Regions from separate parts of the Homo sapiens genome. Here regions 2 and 3 are each linked to region 1. The links are chromatin contacts, found by Hi-C in ENCODE. All regions are on one chromosome and are shown on one strand. Each heading gives the region's core, a stretch centred on a gene start or an enhancer-like site at or near the end of the contact. The rest is flanking DNA. Distances are from core to core; before and after follow the strand shown.

Region 1 (4,977 bases), core at 626-3,125:
AGTTCTTGTAAATATGCCTGCCAATCAAACGCATGCGTTATCTCACCCAACCCCTTTGTGTTCTCCCCCACCCTGGGTAGCATCTCAATTTCGGCTCATTCCTCATAACAGAAGTCTTCCTTTCTCCTCTCCACCCTTGTATTAATCAAGTAATAAGTAAGCAGAAAGGTAAAACAAAGGGGAACGCTCATTTCAATGCCCGAAAATCCTGTCAGTTTTAAGAGACCAGAGAAGAAAACTCATTCTAGATCCCTCTAACACATAGTGGACTGGAAACGAAACAAAACGCTCTCGAGGGTGTTCTGTGAAGCAGGGTTGAGGGGAAGTTACAGAAGAGCTCTTGGACCGAGGGGACGGACCAAGGTTCTGAAAGAGGAAACTTGAAAGCAGGGCAGGTCGCGGGGCGAGCGGGCCCGCGCGAGCACCGCCGGCCGCTTTTGACACTCGACACCCCAGCCTTCACCCGGGTTGCTAAGAAACAAAAAGGCTCCAAGATCCCTGCAATTCCTCCCGGGCCTGGCGGAGACGACAGGGGCCTCCGGGGCCTGAAGACGCCGCAGGGAACGGCCTGGCCACTGCCCCGGGGGCGCGAAAGCCAGGGAGAGCGGGAGAGCGGGAGAGCGGGAGAGCGGGAGAGCGGGAGCTTGGGCTGAGGGGGCTGGACGCGGGGAGCGGGCCCCGAGGCTGAGGAAAAGGCCGCCCCGGGACTCTGAGGGGCGGGGAACGGGACCTCGCGGGGCAGCGACGCTCGGGCAGGCCGCGGCGGGCTCGGTTCCCGCCAGGCGGCAGCCCGGGGTCCCGGGCCGGAGGCCGGGCCTAAGCGACAACCCGGCTCCGCGAGGGGGAGGGGGCGTCTACTCACACGTGCTGACAGGCCGTGGTCCGCACGGGCGTTTTGAGCACCTCCTGACAGACGGGGCAGTAGAAATCATCTTCGGTGTAGGACGTGGCCGCAGAGAGGTCCTCGGCCATGGCGGGGGATGGGGAAACAAGGCGATGGCGACAGCGGCAGCGGCCGAGGTGACGGTGGCGGCCCGGGGCCCGACTCCCTACATGAACCCGGAGGGGGGAGGGGGATCGCATCAGGATACAGCGCGCGCCAGGAAGGGGGCGGGGCCCTGGGTAGGGCGGGGCCGAACGCAGAGACGCTACTGCCGCACGCGCCGGGCAAGAGGCGACCCCTCCCACGGCTCCTCCCACAGGGGGCTGGATGGGGGACGGTGCTTGGCGGGAGGCTGGGCTCGCAGCATGCCGTGGGCCCGCCCCGCTCGCCCCTCACCCCGCCCCAGGACGCGGCCTCACGCTCTAGGCCACGCCCTCACCGGGCTCCAGGCGCGGGCTCGCGCCCCGCCCTCAGCCCCCGTCTTCGCCCAAGGCCTCCCTTTTCACTGCTTTTCCGCCTCTACTCACCCCGACCCCGAGCCCCGAGTGCCCAGCCCGTGTCCGCGGCTTCCTCCCCGCCCCGCTTCCCGGCACCCCGGCCCCTCCACGCTTCCGCCGGGGAGACTCTCACCTAGGAGCCCCGAAGCGGCGTTGTGGACGGAGCTGCTTTTCCTTCACGTGTTCGTAGAGACCCGGCCCAGCGCTTTCCTCGAGCTTCCTGTCCGGCCGCCGCTATCTTCGCAGCCGAGGCCCCGGGGCAAATGGAGGGCGGCGTGCGCTGTGCTTATCGGCCCCTAACGGGGCCGGAGCCGAGGCTCATGGTGCAGGGAGATTCGCCCGCCGCCGCCAGCAGCTCTGTCTTGGCATTGCGCTGCCTACAGCCTACCCGGCCGTCACCGAACGCGGGAGCGCCGGGGATCTGGGCGGAGGAGCCAGGAGAGGCGGGGAGGCACGGGGTGTGAAGTGCGGCCTGTATAGCAACCGGCGCACGGCGCCTTCCGCGGGTTGTGACGTAAGCAGCTGGGCGCCCGCGGTGACACCTGCGCCTCCCCGCCCCGCCTCGCTAGGCCCGGGACCCCAGTTACCTCTCCTGTCAAATACATTGGGCCTTTCAGGAAGTTTTCGTCAATGTTCAAGATTTAGTCTTTACTATTTGCCCTACCAGAATGTTTTGATCTTGTCAAGATGTGTTATAAACAAATATTTGTTACGGGATTTTAATCCTTTGGGGGCAGGATTAAAGTTTCCTTGAGAGGATGTCCACTTTCTCCTTTAACAGCATGACCGATGCTTAAATACGGTCGCAGATGCAGTCTTCTACTACACCTTTGGGTTGATTTTTGATTTTTTCTTTTTTTTTTTAGCTTTGAAGAGAAATGCCGTAGAAGCATGGACGTGGCTTTTCACCAAGGTTATTCACTAATTTAAGTGTTTTTTTTAATTTTATTTTATTTTATTTTATTTTTTGAGACAGGTACTCACTCTGTCTCCCAGGCCGGAGTGCAATTATCTGTACAATTGATAATCTATAAGATGGTCCAACCTGCGTAACAGAGTGAGATTCCGTCTCAAAAAAAAAAAAAAAAAAGAAAGAAAAAAGGCCGGGCGCGGTGGCTCACACCTGTAATCCCAGCCCTTTGGTAAGCGAAGGCGGTTGGATCACTTGAGGTCAGGAGTTCAAGACCAGCCTGGCCAACGTGATGAAATCCCATCTCTACTAAAAATACAAAAATTAACCGGACATGGTGGTGGGAGCCTGTAATCCCAGGTACTCGGGAGGCTGAGGCACGAGAATCGCTTGTACCCGGGAGGCAGAGGTTGCAGTGAGCCGCGATCGCGCCGCTGCACTCCAGCCCTGGCGACAGAGTGAGACTCTCAAAAAAAAAGAAGAACAAAAAAAGGATAAATCGATAAGATGGGATCCACAATGACGTGAAAGAAGCTAAGGAAAATCTGGAACATTATACAGCATCTACAATTAGCTTCAGAGAAAAGAAAGGTTTTATTACCATCCTTTGTTAAAACCCTCCCCCATGGTCTAAATGAATAAACAGAAGCCATTTAAGGGACTATTTAAATCAATTCTGCCATTTATTGTCTATGTTGACATTGGCATTGTTAGGTGTTATGCAGATGTCATGAACTTTGCTCTCAACCTGTTTACATTATTACATATCTATCAGAATGAGAGAGAAAAAATGGTATTTGCCAAAGTATTAAATTTTGCATTAAACGATGGCTATAATGAGGATAGGAAATGGAATGATTAGAAATATATAGAGTTAACAGAAAACTTTATGGAGGAAATGGGTTTTAATGTACATCTCAAAAGCATTGATTCCTAGAATAATAATAATTTGTCCAATGAATAGCTAATTCCCTCTACCAAACTATATTTTGTATTTTTGTTGCTTTTCCTCCTTAGCAGCAAGCGCAGTGGAAGCAAGACAAGAAAGCTAATACTAGCTTCAGATTTCCTGGAAGGAGGAAGAGCACGTGACGAGAGGGGCAGCTAATAGCAGTAGTTCAGGTGCTTTTCACATTCACTTATAAAATGGTTCTTTGAGTTCAAATTTTTAACAGCCCAGAGAAGAAAACTCACTTTTTTTCTTTTTTCTTTTGAGACAGAATCTCACTCTGTCACCCAGGCTGGGGTGCAGTGGAATGATCTCAGCTCACTTCAACCTGCGCCTTCCAGGTTGAAGCAACTCTCCTGCCTCAGCCTCCCAAGTAGCTGAGATTACAGGCATGCACCACCATGCCAAACTAATTTTTGCATTTTTAGTAGAGACAGGGTTTTGCCATGTTGGCCAGGCTAGTCTCGAACTCCTGGCCTCCAGCGATCCGCCCACCTTGGCCTCCCAAAGTGCTGGAATTACAGGCCTGAGCCACTGTGCCTGGCCTACATTTTACTTTTTTGATAATTCCACTCATTTCATTCATTCTGACCATTTAGGAAGTAAGGTGTATTTTCTGTATAATAGTGTTTCCCATTATTCATTGGGAATATCTAACCATAACATTAATTTTGTGACCCTAATTTTATTTGCTTCATTCTTTCTCTGCAACGGCAGCTTTACTTATGTCTAATCCAAACATATTTGTATCACTCCCCCATATATTCTAATAAGTCATTCGGTATACACGTAAGCATATAGCTGGCAATATGTGGAAATCCAGCAAAAACTTGGACATAAGAAAAATATAGATACCCTTGGAAAGTTAAGCTTAAAAAAATAAGTTGCAATTACCAATGACACAATCTTCTTTCTTGGCAACATTTCTGGTGAAAAGCTACTTGATATTTTTATAAGAATGTCATAGATTTACTCAAAATACATTCAGCTGCGTAAATAAAATGTCCTCAGCCTTTGGTCATTAGAAGGGAAAACCCTAGATGTAGACCGATTTGGTAAACTGTGCTGCAATAATTTAAACAGTTCCTTTAAGTTTGGGTTAAACCAGTCAGTCCCTCTCAGTGGGCTTCCCTCAGAATGGCATTTGGGAGAAGGGAAGGGAGGATGATGGGTAGCTGACATGAACTCAAGGCACTATAGGGGAATCTGGCTCCTGAAATCTGCAAGTTCTCTTTTGCATTTTTGCCGGATTTTCTTTAGCCAGACTAATTTTCTCTGCTCCTTGAGATGTAATGTGTCCTGGGTGTTCTCTTGCTGAAACTTGCTGATGAAGATTGCTCGGACCTGTCTCTCAGCTGGGCCAAGGCCCTGAGATATGTCCTAGCTTCACCAACACTGTAAAACCTTCTGATTCCTGCCACGATCACCTTCCAATTCCTTAACCCTCAACATGGCAGGCTCCTTAGCAGGCTCTCTGGCTCTCAACACAACTACTGTCTATGACATCCTTTGTGGTTCTCCCTCTGGTTCTGAACAGCCTGTAAGGCCATGTGCTTCCAGGGCACACACTCCAACCCATCTAAACCACCTTTCCCCCCCAGAATGAAGCCCCTACTTTGTTTCTTCTCCTACAGTCTCTTGGATTAGAAGGAATGGACTTTTCCCCTTGCCACTTCTTGCTGATTGGGTGCTCTAAAACTCTCCAGTCAAGACCAGGCGTGGTGGATCATGCTCCTAA
Region 2 (4,977 bases), core at 1,397-3,896, 860 kb after region 1:
GCCTGGAGTGAAAAGACTCAAAAAGAAGAGGGAGCCATGGGAACATCCTGGCGCTCAGCTGAAGATTTTGTAATCTTCATTCAAATCTGTTAGGCATGCTTCCCAATCCTTGGAAACACTAAATGGGCCGGATGCTCTACCTACCTATCCCATTTAAATGTGATATTTATAGGTCTTGAACAACAGTTAAAATGTTTCAGTAGAATAATTTTGTCTTACCATGCCAGGTATATTGTTTCAAGTGCCGCTGCTAGTTTAATTTAATGCTTCATTTATTTTTGCTGTCTCTCTAATTGTCAAGTATGCTATTCATGCTGTTTCATTGCTTAGGCACCCAAGTAATGATGATTTTCCTGCCATGTACGCCAACACATCACTATTTCCACCACTGGAAGTAAGAAGGTGGTGAACACAAAAGTCATTACTAGATGACATCGGTGCACAACATTATGGCAGATTTTACATCCTAAATCAAGTTTATTTACGCCAGCACTATATTAGTTTATGTTCTCTCACCACAGATTGGTAAACAAAAATGAAAAAATGTTGACTGGTATTTTCAAGGGAGTAGGGTAGAGTGTGTATGTGTAATGTATGTGTGTCTGAATAGATATTTCATGCTCCTTAAAAATAATGTGACTATTCTGAGTTAAATCATTATCAAATATTATCACATTCTATTTTTCTTACAAACAAAGGTATATTAGATGGCAAAGTAGTTTTTTATCATTCATCAACTATTGAATACTCTTTTCAGGAAAAAACATACATAATTTTAGCTATTCATTAACTCCCTCCCCAAGAGTTCTCTTGCTAAAGATGGTTGAAGTGCTATAACTACAAAACGACTTCAGGATATAGAATAATATGGAGGAACAAAAAGACTGATCATTCAAAATGATTTTTTAAAATCCTGAGGAACACACAAACCAACAAATAATGAACTTCATAGACACTGAAAAAGATGTGATCAAAATGAGGTTTTCTGAGGTAAGCACAGTGGGAAACACTGGAGGTGGAACAAATTATTAGGTCATTAAACTTCTTTCAGAGAAGGGCTATTCCTTTTTTTATTTTGATGACAGCGAGATGAAGCACATATTTTTGCAGTAGTTTCAGAAGTTTGATAGACACAAGTGTTTGAGTGCAGTTCTCAAATGTATTCACTATCAATAACACATGATGCTGAAATTAATAAAGGACAGATAGAAGTGCCCAATGTAAATTCTAAGGTATGTTAATTAGTATAAGAAAATATTTTTAAAAAGGAACAGATACTTGTACTTTGTTCTGTCATGTAGATATTTTCATAGTTTGACCAATCTACTTAAATCATCTGGATTTACCTAATGAGTTTGCTCACACTTATGTTCCTAACAATGTAGGCTCCCTGAAGCAGGGATTAAAGTGTCTGGTACACATTTTAGGCCCTTAATAATGTTGAATGTGCTAGTAAATGGATGAGTTACCAATTGCACAAGTAAAAACAGTTATGCTTGTGGAAGCAATGAACAAATAAAGAGCAAACTAGAATTACGAATGCTGCATATTATATTTTCATTGTGTTATTGACCACAATTTAGTTCATCTAGAAACAATTTTAAAATCAAGCAGAGATTTTAGCTTTCATTCATATTCTTCTTGTATTGCTATTGAGAATATTTATTTTCTCCCTAATAATCATTCCTAATTTTTTTTAACAAATTACCTTCTTTAAAGTATATTGAGATAGAAGTGTTCATTCTGGATATTTTAAAACAAGAGGTGCTTAGTAAGGACCAAGAAAATGACAAAAATTCTTTTGCAAATATTTATGTGAACTAGAAGATACTCATACTTAGGGAATTTAATGCCTAAACTTTTGTCCAAAGCTTTCTTTTAAATTGTTTTAATGACTGTTGAATATTTGGTAATAAGATGAAAATACTGAAAACCAAAAAAGTGTTAGTTCTAACCCAATTTACCTTTCTATCTATAATAAGCCCATATTTACAAATTGTACTGTATGACTTTGGTCAAAAGCAACTCATCCTTCCTTTAAAAAATCCATATGGAACTGGAGAGCAATTTAAAACAAAGCCAAATGAGATTTGTCATGTTGATAGTCAGTCCCACTGGCTCAGTCCCTGCTCTCTTGTTCACCTTTTCCTTCACTTCTGGGACTGTCATTCAAGCTTGTGGTGTCAACTTTCACTTCTGTGCCAAAGATTCACAAAAACATTTTCTATCATGCCCTCTTATCTTGCTACTATTCTTGTGTTTGCACCTTTCTGTTGGTGGTGATATTGTCACCCCAGCACACTCTGTCCCAATACAAGGTCAACCACACTCAGAAGAGAAAACTGCACTCGCACCTCCTAACTCCTCTGGTCACAGACAGCACCTAGCACGTTCAGGTGGGCTGGCCGCAGACAGCCATCTCAGTGACTTCACAGCTCTTCCAGCTGTGCATGCATGAAACTTGAAATCATCTTGATCTCTTCTTTCTTCTCTGCTGTGTTTCCAAGCCTTGCCAAGTGCTCCCCTTATGTGAAGCTTTTCCTCTTTATTCCCATGCCAAATTCCAACCTCCAATCTCCATGACTTCCCTCTGTTATTTCACAGGTTACTTATTACCACAGTCCTTGTCCAATCTGGCCCATGCTGGAAAATGTTGTTGGACTTGCCCTGAAAAAAATCTGCTCATTATGTCATTTTTTTTGCCATATTCAGAATAAGCAGTAAGTATAACCTACATGGGGCACAAAGTAGCCCTGAAAAATATAGCAGTGTTTTCTGGTAATTGCAGTCTCAAGTTTATATTCTCTCTGAAAGTAGATAGAATATTATTAAGGGGAAGATTATTAAGGAGAAAAAAGATGTTCTCATAGCAATACATGAAGAATATGAATAAGTGCTGAAATCTCTGCTTGATTTTAAAATTGTTTCTAGATGAACTAAATCATGGCCAATAACAAAATGAAAATAAAACATGCAGCATTTGTAATTCTAGTTTGCTGTTTACTTGTTCGTTGCTTCCACAAATTAAACTGCTTTTATTGGTGTAATCCATAACTCATTCATTTACTTGGTGTGTGTGTGTGTGTGCGTGTGTGTGTGTGTGTGTGTGTGTGACAGAGTCTTACTATGTTACCCATGATGGAGTGCAGTGGCGTAATCACAGCTCACTGCAACCTTGAACTCTCAGGCTCAGATGATCTTCGCATTCAGCGGGGACTACAGGCATGCACCACCACACCTGGCTAATTTTTTTTTTTGGTACTTTTTGTAGACATGAGGTTTTGCCATGTTGCCCAGGCTGGTTTGGAACTCCTGGGCTCAAATGATCCACCTGTCTCAGCTTCCCAAAGTGCTGGGATTATAGGCGTGAGCCACTGGGTGCAGGGTCTGTACACACTGACTTCCATTAAGACAACTCTTCCTGTCAGAGACCCAGGCCTGACTGCTCTCTACAAGGACAGTGACAGAGCATCTACACAGGAAGGGCTAGAATAGCAATCTGATAGGGAAACAGACCTAGGGGATGTGGATTACAGCAAGGATATTACTTCCACTTAAAAGCATATATATTTTGAGGTGGCTTGAAACTACTTTACATGATAAGCAGATGTTTTATTCATGTTGAATTTTTATTAACCTATCTGCTATAAATTCTACCCCTCTCTATGAAAAAAAAAACCTATAAGGCTGCTATCCTCCATCTAGTAGCTAATTTTTATTTGTTTCCCTGGATGTTGCAAATTTTAAGAGTTTTCTTACTGAAGCATTCAGAGTAAGCACAGGGGTGATATAAAAAATATTTAGCAACCCATTTGACACAGGCACTGAGCAATAAGATGGCCATCAGCTGGAGAAGACTGGGTTGGCTGGCTCGTGCATCCTGGCTACACATCATCTGGGGCATATGTGATCCTCGTGCACTGTACACAGGCTCAGGAGACCTCTGCTACCCAACCATCCAGTGCCATGGTGTGTGGGGAGCATCTCTGCTTAGGATACAGATTTCTCAGGTCTGGGACCCAGAAACTCTCGAGTTGTGGCTCAGTGGTGTATTTTAATAAATTCTCCAGATGATTTTGATGCAAGCCAAAGACAGAGACCTAATCTATGTGGATTGTTCCCACTACCCGCTTCCTTGCCCTCATAACCTGGCATAAAAGATAGGGGCTAGAGAGCAGGCAGTTTGCAGACGACCTTTGTTCTCTCTTTTAATCTCCAATGTGTTTTCTTTTGTTCTAGTAGGAATAAAGATTAAATTGGCTAACAGAATATTGTGGAAATAACAGTGAAATAGAAAGACTATGATTGGTGCTAATAATACGGCCTTAACACCCATTGTTAAACACCCAATTATACGTTTTTATTCCATATGGTAATAGTTTAATATACAAGCTTAGGTTCACAGGCTAATATTCTAGGTTGCAGTTTTTAAATTTATTGCATGAATATAATGGAAAAGAATTTTTTTTTAGTTACATTTTTTGACAATTTGATTATTTGCAAGAGAGAATTTTAACATACAGGGATACGGTATATGAAAAGAACAGGTTTCAGTCAGGCTCAATTTTCAGATAGAAATCAAAAATTAAAATAAAAAATATTAGATGAAAATCTTGAAAAGGTATATTGCATTCTCTTAATATAATTTCTCCTTTTGTTAATAATTCAGGATCAACATTATGAATAGTCATTGTTTTATTTATATGCAGTGTGCTTAACTCTCTTTCCTATTTGGCTGTTTCTAATCATCACTGGATTTGAAAGTGATTTAATAAAACACTTAAAAGTGTGAAAACTGAAAGTAAACAGTTTCTGAAGGAAGATATAAAATTCGAAGCATGAATTGCATGAGCTTTAACTTCATTGATCTCATGACAGTGACTTAACAGGTCAGATACCTTTTACTTCATTATTGATCTTTTTGCCAACTCTTGTTAAGTGAAGTTTTTTTGTTTGCTTTGTTTTGTTTTGTTTTGA
Region 3 (4,977 bases), core at 1,353-3,852, 530 kb after region 1:
AACTAAGAACAGTAAAATATTAATAGTGAAATCTTGGTGGTAGAAATTCAAGTGTTCACTGAAAATTCTTTCAGTTTGCTATGTGTGTGAAAAGTTTTCCAATAGAATGTTGGGGAAAATGTCTATTGAAATATGATATACCATTCAATTAACAACAAATAGTCATGCACGTGTCATATATAAAGCATTGTGATATGTACTAAAGATGCAAGAATGAAGAAAGACAAAGCTTTTGGCTCGGAGCTTTCACAGTTTCATAAAGGAGACCAAAGTACCAAATTGTTAGGGGAACAAACATGTCAACAATTTTCTGGAATCGTCTAATTTCAAGTACTTTACTTTTATTTGTTTTATGTGTAAAAGAAATGCATTTTATTATTATTTATGTTTCTGTTTCTATTTTTATATATTTCAGGGGTACAAGTGCAGGATTTTTAAATTTTCATTTTTTTAAAGCATAGTCTTTGTCATCTGGGCTGGAGTACAGTGGCACAGTCATGGCACACTGCAGCCTTGAATTCCTGGGCTCTAGTGATCTTCCCATGTCAGCCGCCCAAGCAGCTGAGACCGCAGGTGTACACCACCATGGCCACCTAATTTCTTAAAATTTTTGTAAAGACGAGGTCTCACTATGTTGCCCAGGCTGGTCTAGAACTCCTGGGCTCAAGCAATCCTGCTGCCTTGGCCTCCCAAAGTGATGGGATTACAGGCATGAACCACCAAGCCCGGCTGCAGATTGTTTACATGCTCGGATTGCATAACAGTTACATCTAGGCTTTTTAGTGTACCCATCACCGGAACAGTGAACGTTGTACCCAAGAGGTAATTTTTCAATCCTTACTTTCTCCTCCCTTCTCACCTTTTGGAGTCCCCAGTGTCTATTATTCCACTCTGTATGCCCACGTGTACCCACTGTTTAGCTTCCACTTATAAGTGAGAACATACGGTTTTTTTTTTTTTTTTTTTTTTGAGACAGAGTTTCACTCTTGTTGCCCAGGCTGGAGTGCAATGGTGAGATCTCGGCTCACCGCAACCTCCGCCTCCCAGGTTCAAGCGATTCTCCTGCCTCAGCCTCCCGAGTAGCTGGGATTACAGGCATGCACCACCACACCCGGCTAATTTTATATTTTTAGTAGAGATGGGGCTTCTCCATGTTGGTAAGGCTGGTCTCAAATGACTTTCTGTTTTTGAGTTATTTCACTTAGGTTAATGGCCTCCAATTCCATCCATGTTGCTGCAGAAGACATGATTTCATTCTTTTTTATGGCTGAGTATTATCCCGTGGTATATATGTACCACAGTTTTTTAATCCAGTTGATGGATTAAATTGGACACTTAAGTTGATGGACACTTAGGTTGATTCCATATTCAAGTACTTTATTTTTAAACGTAAGGAATTCTTTAAGTAAATGACTCCATGTTATTTTGATTGACTAATTTTGTAAGTGTTTTTATGTAAACAAACTCACAAGTTAGGAAAAAAATCTTTCATCAAATGCTGTCTTCTAATTTTGTTTAGGGAAATGTTTTTCTCATAACCATACCTTGCCTGTCTGTTGCCTCTGTGACCTATTGACATAATATTTAAAATTTACTTTACAGCAAGAAAAGGGCACTGAAAATGCACGGAAAAGTCAATGAAAGTCAGAAGAAAAAAAGGTTAATATTTAAGGTTGACTTTGGTTGGAGTTAACTTCAACTTTCCCCCACCCTCTTCCTGCAGAATCTCCTCCTTCCAGCTGAGGATTCTTTCTAAAACCTGGTTATAAGGTGTCTTGCTCACAATTGTCTGTGGCTCTTTACTGCATAAAGAGTCTGGTCCCACAGCCTTAGCTGCTGTTCCAAGTCCTCCACAGGGTGGCCTGTACCTGCCTCTTCACCCACACCTTCTGCTGTGCTCACCGCCTCTAATCCCTTACCCGCTAGCCACCCTCACCTGTGTGAGGTAAGCTTCTGATCTAGGTGGTCCTTCCTCCTGTTTACTTACTCTCTGGATTAGTTCATTTTTGCATTACTATAAAGAAATACCTGAGGCTGGTTATTTATTTATTTATTTATTGAGACGGAGTCTCACTCTGTCGCCCAGGCTGGAGTGCAGTGGCGCGCTTGGCTCACTGCAACCGCTGCCTCCCAGGTTCAAGCGATTCTCCTGCCTCAGCCTCCTGAGTAGCTGGGATTACAGACGCCCGCCACCACGCCCGGCTAATTTTTGTATTTTTAGTAGAGACGGGTTTCGCCATGTTGGTCAGGCTGGTCTTGAACTCCTGACCTCAGGTGATCTGACTGCCTCAGCCTCCCAAAGTGCTGGCATTACAGGTGTGAGCCACTACACCTGGCCTGAGGCTGGTAGTTTATAAAGAAAAGAGGTTTAACTGGCTCACGGTTCTGCAGGTGAACCAGAGGTGTGGTGCTGGCATCTGCTTCTGGTGAGGGCCTCAGGAAGCTTCCAATTATTGGCGGAAGGCGAAGTGGGTGTATCACATGGTGAGACCAGGATCAAGAGAGAGGGGAGAGAGGGGCTACGCTTTTAAAAAACAACCAGATCTCGCGTGAACGACCTGAGCGAGAACTGGCTCATCACCAAGGGGATGGCACGAATCCGTTCCTGCGGGATCGGTTCCCATCATCCAATACCTCCCACCAGACTCCACTTCCATCATTGGAGGTCACATTTCAACTAAGATTTGGAGGGGACCGTATCCTAACTATATTAACTTCCAATTTTCATCGAAAGCCCACCTGTCTAAGAAGAGCTCCTAGACATTCCCTTTCCCCTTCAACTTGGAGGAATTGGGAATGACAAAGAGAAATTAATCAAAAGAAGAATTAATCTCTCCAATCAGCCTTGGCATTTTCTTTCTATCTTTGATATGTTGTTTTTTACAGTGTCTTGGTTTTCAGAATAAGCTGTTTGTAACTACTTCCTCCACTATATTGTGAGCCTCTGGAGGGCAAGGTCTGGGCCTTACTCATCTTTGAGTAATTTTAAAGCCACTAAATAGGGCTCTGCACATAGTGAGAATTCAACATATGCTTAGTTGAATCTAATATTTCAGAAAAAGTCAACATCTATTCTTTAAGATAGCCCACAGCAGGCTGAGTGTGTTATTCGTAAATCCATTGGCCAGCGTCATTTCCTCCAAAGTGCAGCATTTTTGATAGAACCAAAGGCTCATGACTGACCTTCAGAAAGACATTTTGTATTTCACCATCAAAGAGTGGTATGGGTTTTATTAGACTTCCGTAATCCAGGTCTCGTTTCTCAGGCAACTCTGAAGCGTATCACACTTTATCTGAGAGGGTCACAATTAGTGAAGGAAGGAATTGGCCTTTGCAAGTTTGTGTTGCTCACGAACTTATTAAATTGCTTGATTTTTTTTTTTCTTCCTAGCTTTGATAGATTGACTTTGCCTCTTTTACTGCGTGCATAGTGCCATCTTGTGGCCATAAAGCATATAACACTCATAGTTATGCCACAGTGCTTCTGTTCCATCTTATTTCTGTAGTCCAGAGGATCTCTTAAGTGTAGAAACACATGGATTATTACTAGGTGAGCATACATATAGTTTACTGCTAAGCCAATTCAACCTGGTACATCTAGTTGGGGTATATCTAGAAGCATTTAAGATGCTTGTATTTTGTGCGTTTTCCAACTTCTTTCATTGAAGTATCCCAATCCAGTGTTTTTCTTTGAAAAAGAACCCATGTAAACTAGGGAAACAATAGATGTGGTCCTTGGAGAGGCTGGAATGAGAAACTCAAGATTACTTTAGAAGGGTCCAACTCAAGAGGGGTTGCAAAACCAAACTTCCTGCTAGAAGAAGCTGAAAGCTGTAGACGAGGGGCAGGGGAACATATAGGGTACGTCTTAATGTATAGCCTCGGGTAAAAAGAAAGAAGAATAAAACAGATCTTTAATACAGTGAGTAAAATCTCCAACAATCCAAGTAACCAGAATATAGGAACTGAAAGAGATTTTGAACCATTGCAAATAGATCGTGTCCTGCACTGAAACCTCTGTAGTTTTCCTCAGAATCCCTCAAACCCATTGAGAATCCATCAATTCAGACTTAACAATGAGAACTAACTTGGGCTTGGGATGCAGCAGATTAAATGTTGTCAGTTAAATGAATCATGTGCAGGTTTAGAAAACCAGTCTGAAAATTTTGTTTGGATTTTTGCAATTGTCCTGCTTAAATGTACCAAAAACCCTTACCCTCTGAGACAGGTAAATTCCTCCCACCACAGTTCACCATTCTTCCTATGACTGGCCCTCTGTTCATTCAGTCACCAGCTATTTCTTTTGTTGGTTGATACTGGAGTAAGTATGAGGTGACAAACATCAAAAAGGCCCATTCCTGCCTTCATTTATCTCAATACCCACTGACAGTACACAGGGGAACAATGCGGGATGCAAATCAATTCTTCAACAGCTTTATGACCCTAACTTCAGAGATCCTATCTATAGGAACAATGGAAATGCAAATGGTCAGTACCTGGTGCTACCTGACTTTTAGCAACAACGAAGTGGGCCAAAGTGCAGCCTGATTAATGTTTAATTACAAATATATTTCTGTTCAGAACTCAGCATGCAATCCTCGTCAACACTGGGGGACCGTTTCAAGTCTGGTAATAATTGAGAAGGAAGCAACCACTACTAATAGGCCTAAAGGAACAAGGAGAGAGCGTGGGTCCAGGAACTCAGAGAGGGAGTTGCTCTATAGAGAGATGCATGACAGAGGGAGGTAGAGGGAGAGATGCCCTGATCTCATTTTTCTCTTTCTCACCAATCTCTAGCCAAGGCCATCACTGGCCAAGCCCATCTAAAAGCCAGAGGCAGCAAGCAGTGCCCGTTGAAACATCCATAAAAGGTAAGCTCCTGGGTCTCAGAGCAGGGTGAAGAAGAGCAGAGAGTGAGTATGAAGAGGCAAATGGAAAATACCCGGCCCAGGGTGTATCTGGATTTTTAACAGAGAC

What was found. Hi-C counts contacts between places; a loop is a spot of excess contacts on that map. Pooled maps may share reads with other maps.
Region 2: a map with no recorded cell type shows a loop between it and region 1 (4-fold over the local background). The contact joins the enhancer-like site here to the promoter of RNF138 in region 1. A Hi-C loop is called at or near these places in 1 of 168 maps with a recorded cell type or tissue (Caco-2), 4 of 37 single-sample maps with no recorded cell type and 3 of 50 pooled maps.
Region 3: a loop to region 1 is called in a pooled map, with 3 times the contacts of the local background. The contact joins the promoter of DSG2-AS1 here to the promoter of RNF138 in region 1. A Hi-C loop is called at or near these places in 4 of 50 pooled maps.

Annotation. Positions count from the first base shown.
Region 1 is chr18:32,088,772-32,093,748 of GRCh38, reverse strand. RNF138 (ring finger protein 138) reads right to left here and starts at 1,875. Exons shown (of 8, transcript NM_016271.5): 1 at 1,514-1,875; 2 at 863-1,049. The coding sequence starts at 972. LOC124904278 (a long non-coding RNA gene) reads left to right here and starts at 1,804. Exons shown (of 2, transcript XR_007066327.1): 1 at 1,804-1,894; 2 at 2,247-2,474. It also overlaps a transcript of RNF125 not described here. RefSeq lists a silencer at 1,037-1,456 and an enhancer at 2,127-2,176.
Region 2 is chr18:31,231,405-31,236,381 of GRCh38, reverse strand. All of the region lies in intron 1 of LOC105372049 (a long non-coding RNA gene), which reads right to left. Among named protein-coding and RNA genes, the nearest start is that of DSC1, 71 kb to the right of the region's middle. Within about 2 kb of position 2,646, at least 2 of the 41 ENCODE cell types and tissues checked have a DNase peak (open chromatin) inside an H3K27ac peak, as active enhancers do.
Region 3 is chr18:31,554,536-31,559,512 of GRCh38, reverse strand. It overlaps DSG2-AS1 (DSG2 antisense RNA 1), which reads left to right and starts at 2,602. Exons shown (of 6, transcript NR_045216.1): 1 at 2,602-3,550; 2 at 4,798-4,871.